Linked DNA regions of Homo sapiens: region 1 is linked to region 2. Evidence: read pairs that join two places in POLR2A ChIA-PET (ENCODE). Cell type or tissue: A673. All regions are shown on one strand. Links, peaks and the distances in the headings refer to the core of each region. The heading gives the core; the rest is flanking DNA.

The links. Peaks named below come from ENCODE experiments on the same cell type or tissue, not always from the same donor. Only the 100,000 strongest peaks of a DNase experiment are listed, where the experiment ranks them.
Region 1: POLR2A ChIA-PET joins it to region 2 with 8 read pairs; 1 of 35 experiments calls an interaction of 5 or more read pairs at or near these places.

The regions. Positions count from the first base shown.
Region 1 is chr1:49,049,445-49,054,833 of GRCh38, forward strand. All of the region lies in intron 4 of AGBL4 (AGBL carboxypeptidase 4), which reads right to left. It overlaps LOC105378706 (a long non-coding RNA gene), which reads left to right. Exons shown (of 3, transcript XR_947309.3): 3 at 577-663. Among named protein-coding and RNA genes, the nearest start is that of AGBL4-AS1, 210 kb to the right of the region's middle. In A673, for the core only: no CTCF peak of the experiment used is centred there; a DNase peak (open chromatin) is centred at 2,407.
Region 2 is chr1:49,349,557-49,354,945 of GRCh38, forward strand. All of the region lies in intron 3 of AGBL4 (AGBL carboxypeptidase 4), which reads right to left. Among named protein-coding and RNA genes, the nearest start is that of AGBL4-AS1, 95 kb to the left of the region's middle. In A673, for the core only: no CTCF peak of the experiment used is centred there; a DNase peak (open chromatin) is centred at 2,475.

The DNA of each region.
Region 1 (5,389 bases), core at 162-5,161, 300 kb before region 2:
TGAACAATAAAAGTAAATGGATATTTGGATATTTCTTCAAAGAGTAGGCTTCTTGAAAATATAAACTGTGTTACTTCTTTACCTCTAGTCATGGCATAGAGCGGTCTCAAGCAATACTTATTTATGTAAAAAGCAATGAAAAAAAGGGAAAAAACCTTCTTATCCCAGAATAACATTGGTAGGTATCACAAGAAGGCAGATTCTAGTTCAGTATAAAGTAGAGACTCTTTAACATTCAGCTGAAGAGAAAGTAGAGAGGGCTGCCTTACAGAGAAAATACAAGTATTAGAAGCTTTAGGGGATAAAGATCCTGTACTTGATGTTAGGTTAGACAAGGCAGACTTCTGATTCCATTTAACACAGATAGTCTATGATATCCATGGAAAAATAAAATAATAATAATAATTATTATAGTACTATTTCCTAATATCTATATAGCATGGACCATATGCTAGGCCATTCTAAGTACTTTATAATGTATTTTCTTTATTCCTCTCAACAATCCTCTGAAGTTATTCATATTATATCAATGGTATGGAAATAAAGGTAGAGTCAAGGACCTTTATGCTTATGCAGGTTGTTCACGACTCCCCAGAAGACCCCAGAAAGAAAATGGCACAACACTCGATCCTGCCAGACACCCAGGAAGATTTCAGGTCCTGTAGTGTGTGCTTTCAAGACCTGGGGACTAAAGGCTGATCCAGCTCTTGGAATAAGGCCTTGTCCTGAGTTCAGCATCCTGAGGACATCCACATGAATGAGGGAGGTCTGTAACTCACATCCTCAGATTCAGTCATGCATGACTGAATGTTCTGAGTAAGCACACACACACACGCACTCTCTCATGCATGTACACACTCAACACATTCACGAACATACTCTATTATAACTTCTATCTCATTACATCAGTTTAAACATATTCCTTTCTCCACTATGAGATTGAGCTCTCCTGGATGGCAGGTAGTACATATTGTTCATCTCTAGTTCTCCGGGACCTATACAAAGGCTTATAGATGAAGTGCCAAGAACACTTATGAATGGATAAATGTTTGTGAATAAATAATGTCAGCTCCACTAATATATATATACATTGTACTCTCTCTAGTGAAACTTTAAGTCATGCCCTGAATATATCATATTCTCAAAAACCTCCTTGCCTTTTTAAATGCTATTCCTTGCCTTTTTAAATGCTATTCCTTGCCTTTTTAAATGCTATTCCCATTCTTTTCTACACAGTGCATCTCTGTATAGAGAAGTGAGGCCTAGCTCAAATGATAGTTCCTCTTTGAAGTCTTTGTCAACAACTTCAGGATGAATTAACTGCTCTAAATACTAATTGCAGACACTGCTGTTTTTCTGATTTACCTCAAAATCCTCAGCATTAGTACAATACTTGGCCTTAAAGAGGAGCTCAACGTATTTTGTTAAATGACTAAGTTGACTTATGAGTGAATGAGTGATTCCCCTCCCACCTATCCTCTCTACTTTCTGTTGAGACCTCTCAGCTAAATTCCCAAAGCATCATTTTGGAGGTTACCAGAACATAAGGAAGAAGAGAAGTCCCAGACCTAATGCAGTACATAAGTTTCTCTAAAACAGCAGCATTCTCTGGTCCTCCTCAGGAGCCTTGAAAGACAGGAGCCCTAATTTCCTCTCTAATCAAGCAGAGAAATACAGATGGGAATAAAGGTGTTTCAACCCTAGTAGACACAAGCATTTTTCTTCAAATTAGCAGAAAGGGACATAATAAAAAATCATTCTTTCCAGGTTGTAAGTCTTAAAAAAGGTGTGCAAAACAAGGGGATCACAAAGTCACTCAGATATCCCCAAAGGAAGTAGCAAATTTTAAGCACCTTCTGAATCTCAATAGCTTGCTATCCGTTTGATGCACACTACTGTCTGAATGCTAAGCACATATTCTTCCCACCATTCCAAGGCTGTGCTACCTCAGATTTATCCAACAACGGCAGTTATAGTCTCTTGGTTCTCTTACTTCATCTACTCAGGGGCTGAAAGCAAACTGGCATGTAGTTTCTCAGGCATATTTGAAATTGAGGTAAGATTTCATTCCTTTTCCCTTCGTGAGGGCAGCTGAATCTCTCATTTGTCATCTATGCCAACACATGGCCTTTAGTCTACATTTGGCTGGAACAACCAAGGCTATCACCTAGCTTGAGCCATTTGCCCCCCTCCTTTTCCTCTTTGATGTCTGGCATAGCCAGGGACCTTGGATGGATACCCATTTTCTAAATGCACCCTCCCTAGGCAAACAGGACCTATTCTAATTCCAATCCTATCTTCCACCAAATAATTATAATAGTACTCCTGTCACCAGCACATCTATTCTTATCTCTCTCCGCACTTTGTCACAGCTAATCTCTTGGTGAGTCACAGGGAGAGGGAGAAAGAGTAAGAGAGTGCTCAGATACAGGCAACACATTTTTACACCCAGTGTCTAATCAGATTATCATCTTATCAGGGGCTGATGGGCACTCAGGGTGGGAGGAGAGAGACAGTGCTACATATTGCCAGCTGAATTTTTGATAACAAAAAGACATTGCTCGATTCTTGAATTAACCTTTTTGTCCTACACACTGTATTATTTATTTTTCAGAGTTTATATTATATGTAGGGATTTTTTTTTTTTTTTTTGGTCTGTGCCTTCTGGAGAAGGACACCCACACACTGTGGCAGCAGCTGCTTCTATTAATTCCAAGCCATTAAAAAAATTAAAAATAAACCCAATTACTTAGGCTTGTTTGGAGCTGAGGAATAGCTGAGACTGATTATTCCCCCTGGTCATGGACAGCAACAATATTCCTACCTATGGTGGCTGCTGGCAGAATGCCAATGCAGACAGAAACTCCAGGGACAGGCACCCCATGCAATGAGAGGCTATAAATCACATACTCTATCTTCTCCAATCCAGATTCCTGACAGGCAGCAAGAAGAGAAGACTGAACAAGGAGCTAGGAGTTGGATTCTAGTCCAAGCTCTTGGTATATTCTTCCCCCGTGCCTCTGTATAAAATGTGGTTACTAAAAAGCATCCTGTATCCTTCTTAGGGTTGTTGTGAAACTCTTAGGTGAAAAGGACTGTGTTTTCAAAACTGTCATTTGCTGGGGTATGGGATGGTACATGAGGCAGTATTAGAATTCTGGGTGCTTTGGGATTATTAGGTGGTAGACCATAGCTGAAATGGGTCAGGTTTGCACTGAAGTTTTGTATCCAGATTACTTTGTTGTTACATCATGGGTGGAATAACAATAATCATTCAGGCTGTGAAGTCACTAGACTGGGATCCCCTTGTCACCTTGCATAAAACCTAGCATATAGAGGCAATTGATAAATATTTTGAATGAATGAGTAAATAAGTCAGTCAGTGCTGGGTTTTGAATGAACAGATAGGGCTACGTGCAATTCTAGCTTTGGATGTCTTTTAGAAATGCAGTCATTGTATAGTAGAACTAATGTGGGTTTAGGCTGTAATCGATTTCCATTATTATTAATCAGTCATGTAACCTTGGGCCTGGGTTTCCCAATCTATAAAATGCAAATAGTGTTTAGCTTATAGATTTGTTGTGAAGTTTGGAGATTGGTACCTGACACATACGGGGTGCTTAGTAAATGGTAAATGTGATACTCATCATGCTGTGTGTGATGGATAGTTGGCATCATGCTCTTTCTTGGTTGGGAACAATGAATTCCAAGTTCACACTAAGTGTGCTTAGGGTTTGAAATGGACAGAGCAAGTCAAGGTAGGGGGTCAAGGAAAAAGTGAAAATGGATGGGGTCTTAATTTAAATATATGCTTATTAACTAAAAACAGTGATAACCTGTTTTCTCTTCTTGACCTTTTGCAGACCCAAAGTAACCAATATCCACCTTTCAAGGAATGTGCTGTCTGATAAAACTAAGTGTGTCTGGATACAGGAAGGCAGTTAATACCTTCAGTTTCCAAATGGTGGTGTGAGAAGTATTCAAAGATGTTGTCCCTGCTGGCAGCTTTTTGTACCAGTCAATTGTGCTGTGGCCCATGTTGTAACCTTCAAGATACATGGAGCCTCCAGGTTACTAGTTAGTGGGATCAATAGGAAATGTGGAAAATAATTGGTTAGGAGAATTTGAAATATGCCTGGGAAATAGAGACTAAGCAGTCCTGCTTATAGGGAATAGTCTGAATGCTCTTGACACATTTATGCTAGGGTATAACATAAAATTATGCATTTATTTTCTTGTTTAGTTAAAATTCTTAAAAAAATTTTTTGTCTGTTACCCTTTTATCCGCAATGAGCTCAAAACTACAAAAGTGTATGTTTTAGGAAAGTTAACTATTAAATTTCCATTTCTCATGACACGCAATAATAAATACATAACGTGTATAAAACATTTGTCAGTGTTTATGATCCTGATAGGGATGTACTGATAACATGCCCGCATAAAAATCAGAAGACACAAATCTGCTGAAGAAACATCAACATCTACTTAAATAGTTAATACTTATTTTTGAAAAACTTATGCCAAAATACTACAATTTACACATGTAAAAGCAGAAGCATAGAAGAAATATGATTGAAATTATTCTAGAACAGTCATTTGCTCTAAATGAAAAGCCAGACATCAGAGCTATACTACATATAACTTCTGATGTCTGGCTTATTATTTACATGACTATTTTAAAATAATTTTGATCATTACCAATTCCAAGTTCTCTTGGGTATGAAGTGGTAGCTGTCAATGTCTTTCCTCAATTAGCAGAAGAACTAAAACCAGCAGTTTTATATCAAAGTCAACAGATATATCAAACAAAATAATTTAACTGAATTCCAATATAATTCAATTATTTTCATCCAATTCATGTAACCAAAGTAAAGCTTTTGGAAATTAATTCTATTGAAGCTAAAATACTGTCTTGGTAGTGCTGATACAGCTTATTCATTTTCAAAAGTTAAACATTAAAGAAAAAATTATTTTAGGGCAATATGAATACAATTGGTATTTTTTGAAATTGGTGAAAACAATGTACTTGTTAAATCAGCAAACCTATTTTGGTTTGGTGAAAGCAATATACTTGTTAAATCAACAAACCTATGGAGTAAAATTTATTTTGAATTGGTTTGAGGTGTCTACATAATTCATAATTGCATCCAAACAAGCTTCTATTTTCTATCTTCAAAATAGAAGCCATAGTTGTCAAAATGTACCCAAACAGAACTATACAATTTTTATGTGAAGCTAACATTAAACTATATGTGAAAAAAATGTTTTCATAAAGTTTTAGAAAGCCAGACCACACTTTCTGTCTTTACTGTCTGACATCAATGTGATTTCACAAATTTTGAGTCTTTAATAAAGGCTCAAAATTTTTTTTAATCTACATTGATTTTGT
Region 2 (5,389 bases), core at 92-5,091:
CCTTATATATATTTGTTGACACTATGTACCTCTTCTTTGTAGCACTTAACAGAATTCGAAATCCTAAATTTATTTGTGTACTTTTTGGATAAATTTCTTTGCCCCCTCTAGACTGGTAACTCATTAAGGGCAGTGTTATGGGCTGAATTATATCCCCCAAAATTCATATAATAAAGTCCTAATCCCCAGTATCTCAGAACGTGGCTATATTTAGAAATAGGGCCTTAAAGAGGTAATTAAAATAAAATAAGGTCATATAGATGGGCCTTAGTCCAATATGACTGGTGTTCTTATAAGAAAATATTAGGACACAGATACGCATGTGCACAGAGAAAAGACCACATGAAGACTGGGAGAAGACAGCTATCTACAAGCCAGGGAGGAGGCCTCAGAAAATATCAACCCTGCTGACACATTGGTCTCAAGATTTCTAGCCTCCAGAATGGTGAGAAAATAAACTTCCATCATTTATGCCACCCTGTCTGTAATATTTTGTTATAGCAGCTCTAGCAAAGTAATACAGACAGGAAACATATTTGTTTTGTTTACTGATATATGTCCACTCTGTGTCACAGTGTTTGGCAATACTTAGATGGAAGTATTTCAATTAAAATACTTCAATGAATATTTGTTTTTTTTTTTGTTTTGTTTTGTTTTTTTTTTTTGAGACGGAGTCTCGCTCTGTCGCCCAGGCTGGAGTGCAGTGGCGGGATCTCGGCTCACTGCAAGCTCCGCCTCCCGGGTTCACGCCATTCTCCTGCCTCAGCCTCCCAAGTAGCTGGGACTACAGGCGCCCGCCACTACGCCCGGCTAATTTTTTGTATTTTTAGTAGAGACGGGGTTTCACCGTTTTAGCCGGGATGGTCTCGATCTCCTGACCTCGTGATCCGCCCGCCTCGGCCTCCCAAAGTGCTGGGATTACAGGCGTGAGCCACCGCGCCCGGCCCTGAATATTTGTTGAATAAATGAATGAAATGTTTGCTGAGTTAAATTTATTGAAAGAGGTGAGGTGGTTGTTTTTGTTTTAATTGTGGACAATTGAAGGTATCACAAACAACTGAACTTTTATTAGTTTTGGGGGAACAAGAGGTGTTTGGTTACATGAATGTTCTTTAATGGTGATTTCTGAGATTTTGATGCACCCATCACCCGAGCAGTGTACACTGCACCCAATGTGTAGTCTTTTATCATTCATCCCCCTCCTAACCTTCCCCCCAACTCCCCAGAGTCCATTATATCATTCTTATACCTTTGTGTTCTCAATAGGACCAGGACAGGACTCTTCCTGCTGCTTCTTCTACTTTTATATTTCACTCAACTCTCTAAATTTATTTCAGCTTTAGGTAAGGGTAAATCCTTCTCCCATTATCTGGATTTTCAGGTTCCCCAGTAAGGATGTCTGTTCAAAGGTAGACTTTCCCCCTCTCACACTTTGGGCACTCACAGTTTTTTGGCTGTCTCATGGAGTTTGTAACAGCAAGCCGCTTCTTTCAAAGGGTCTGTGAATTCTTTCAGTTTTCCTAGTATGTTCCTGCAGTGGTTCTTGGAGCAAAAGTTCACAATGTGAGTCTTCACATGCTGTTCTGTCCATCTAAGTGGGTGCTGCAAGTTCATCCTGCCTGCTATCCACCATTTTTCCCCCGAATTTTACAATGAACAACTGAGTGGGGTAAACAGTGGCTTAGGACAATGACTTTAGTAACTTAGAACCCAGGTTTTGGCAAGTTCTGCTTCTACCAGTGGTCTGAATGTGGTCTTTTCAGGTTCCAGATGATACACTCCATGGCAGAATTACTTATTAACTTATTACCTCTTTTAGAAATTCTAGGTTTTCCACTCATAGTGGAAAATGATCAAATATAGGGAGTATACTCTCTGTATATGTATAGTACACATATGTATATATATATATATATGAATAAACCATGGATACAATTTTATGAAATAATAATTAAGCTGACTATTCTAAAGCTTATTCATAGAAAATTACATCTCAAATATATAAGGTGGGAATGAGATGAGATTGGTAAGGTCCCATTCCCTATCTTTATTTAAATCATCCAACTCTCAGTTGAGTGCTAGTGATGAAAGATCTCAGATTTTATACAGATTTTTTGTTACTCTCTATAATTATTCCCTCTTATCCACAGAAGTCATGAGTTATGGGTAGAAAAGACATTGGCCTAAGAATCAGTAAATTTTCATGTCAGTTTTTGCTACTAACTTGTGACTATGTGATTCTGGCCAAGTTATTTCTTCTGCCTGAGCCTCAGTCTTCTCAACTGTAAAATGAGATATTTATACCAGATGGCCACTATGGTACATTTCATATCTGATATTCTAAGCCATGATGAATCAGCCTAAGCCATCGTGAGTCATGCCCAAATTCCTGCAAAGAGTATTTGTGTTTTTTCATTAAAAGGATTCCTCTGTACTCTTTTTCAATTAACTTCCTCTTGCCTAATTCTTCCCTGCACTTGCTGCCTGCATACCTCTGCATCAAATGTAGTTCCCCTAATTATCCATCCACTGACAAACCTTTAATCCTTTAAGATCCGGCTTAAACCACACCCATTCCAGGAGGTCTTCATTCAACATACTCACAGAACACCGCTTGCATCTCTGCTGAACCATCAGTTAGCCTAATTGGAAAATAGTTATTTATTTACATGCCTATCTCCTCTTCTAAATCAGACTCTCAGAGTGTGGGGACTAACACATTACCTGGCATGCTGAAGATGTTTCATCATTTTGCCAGTTTGAATAAAGTATTCTCTTTCTTAAAATTATTTGCCCACATGAATTGAAGCTTTTTTTTTTTTTTTTTTTTTTTGTGGAAAGGAACTACTACTAGGATCAGCCTCAGAGAAGAGGAGAAAAACCTCGGCAGTGGCCCTTCATGTGATGGCTGCTTAATCTGCACTGGGGTCCTGGGGCAGAGAATATCAGCTCCCAGCAGTTTTAAAGGCCCCCCCTCCTTCTGGCCTTCCAGGGGGAATAGCAACTAGAGTTCTGGAAGCCATAGGTCTGATAATAGTGGCCAGAGACAGAAGCCTCCAGCCTCTGGAGACAGTGGCTTGATCTAGGGCTGTTTGATACCCATAGCACCAGGAGCAGAGGAAAATGAAGAAAAATGAGGACAGATAGAGGAATAATAAAAAGCTAGCATGTATTGACTGCCAACCACACATCAAGAAAAGCTGAGCACTTTAGACATGTTACTGCTAATCCTCATAACTTATCAATAGGACCCATAATAATTGTCCTTATTTTACAGATGAGGCTAAGAAAAGTTAACAAAATGTCACATAGTAGTAGCAGCAGATGGAGTTGGGATTCAAACCTAGGTTGGACTGGTCTTTTCTCTGTAACACTGCCTCTATCTTTAGCACCCTATGACTTTCCTTTCCCAAATACATCATCCCTTCATCTAGGTGACTGTGTCTCATTTCTGAAGAATCTGCATTCAAACTAGTTTAAGTATTATCCCTTTATAGGATGTTTACATTAAAGATAGAAAAATTTTCAAGACACAAAATAATCTTATATAAAGTCATAGAGGTATGTCAAAACCACCTTTGACCTGTAAGGTCTGGGTTTTAGTCCCAGCTCTGCTCTAGTCCGTCTCTGCTGTTAAAACACTGTATGTCCTTGGGCAATTAAAGTTTCAGTTTATTCATCAGTAAAATAAGGGGTAGCACTATGTGATATCTAAAAGCCCTTATATCTCTGGCATCTAAGGCATTTAATCAGACTTTTGCGGGTTCCTCAATACTATGTATAACATAATTTCTATAAACTTATTAAAGATGACCCATTCCTATATTGGGGGTGGCCTCCACTAGAGAGTCCAGAAGGCAATGAATGGATAATTACAATTATTGTGATTAATAAACATAATTATAATTCACTCTGTACTTATACATGATCCACAGTGCAGAAAAGACTGCACCCTGGAAAAGGATTAATGGGAAAGTGATCCTGTTGATATGAACAGGAGGCAGGGAAATACTGGGTAGAAGAGGGCAGTTCCCTGGTAAAGGCCCCACCTTCAAGCCTGGAAACCCATGGACCTAAATGAGAAAAGGCATTCCTGTTTCATGCCCAATGTTGCCTTTTGGCCCACCACACCCCCTGTCCTGTACCCATACAAACCTCAAACCCCAGGCTCCACGAGCAGAAGAGTGGCAGGCGGCAGAGCGGCACAGCAGAGAAGGAGAGAAGAGAAGGAGCATCTAAACATCAAGAGGAGTTCAGCTGAGGACAGTCAGAGAGAAGACTGGCCATGGGACAGCTGAACTCCAGGGAAAGATCATCTTCCCACTCCATCCTCTTTCCAGCTCCCCAATCATCCTGCTGAGAGCCACCTCCATCACTCAATAAAATCCCCACATTCATAATTCTTCAAGTCTGACTGACCTGATTCTTCCTGGATACAAAAAAAAGACCCAGGTACTAAGAGGGCAGGGTGTAAAAGGCTGTCACCCTGACTGTCCACTGAGCTGGTTTAACACTTAGCTATCTGTGGATGGCAACTGCTAAAAGAACATTAATTGTAACACACCCCTAGATGCTACCATGGAGCTGGAGCCTAAAAGTGCTCACTCCGGCTTTTGTACCTGCCCATCTGTGGGCTCCCCATCCAGTAAGGGGTTTGAGCAAGCAGTGTCTGAATAAATGAGCCACAACATTGTCGCACATCCCATGAGGGAGTTAGGGAACTCTCCTGTTCCACAGTGATGAATAATTAGTTTTCATCTTAATATTTAATCAACATTTAACCGTTGATCACTGTTGCCTTTATTGAAAGGTTTTCTCATTTGGCTTCATGTCATTATACTCTCCAGCTTCCCTCTTAACTCATTGCTCACTCTTTGTCAGTGATATTTGTTGGGTCCTCCTTCTCTTTCAGACTTTTAAATGCTAGAGAACCCCTCAGGCTCTTGCCTCATCTCTTTCTTCTTCTTCTCTATCTACACTTGCTTTCTAAGAGATCTTATCCATTCTCTTGAATTTAAATATCATCTCCATGCTAATGACTCCCAAAAATACAGTAAAACCTCATGTAACATCTCTGATAGGTTCTTCGAAACTGTGACTTTAAGCAAAATGATTATGATGTATAATTAAGTCAATTTTACCATAGGCTAGTTGATATAAATAAGAGTTAAATTCTAGATGTTTCTGGTCACAAAAACATAAGCTTCTAAATAACGACTCAAAATACTTCTAATATTAAACATTGAAACAAATATGAACTATACAAGCATTTAAGAAACATTAATTTTAAAAAGACAATTACTTACCAGCTTATTCCAGTTCAGGGTAGTATGTAGCTGGAGCCTATCCCAGCATTTCAGGGTATAAGGTGGAAACCAACCCTGGGCAG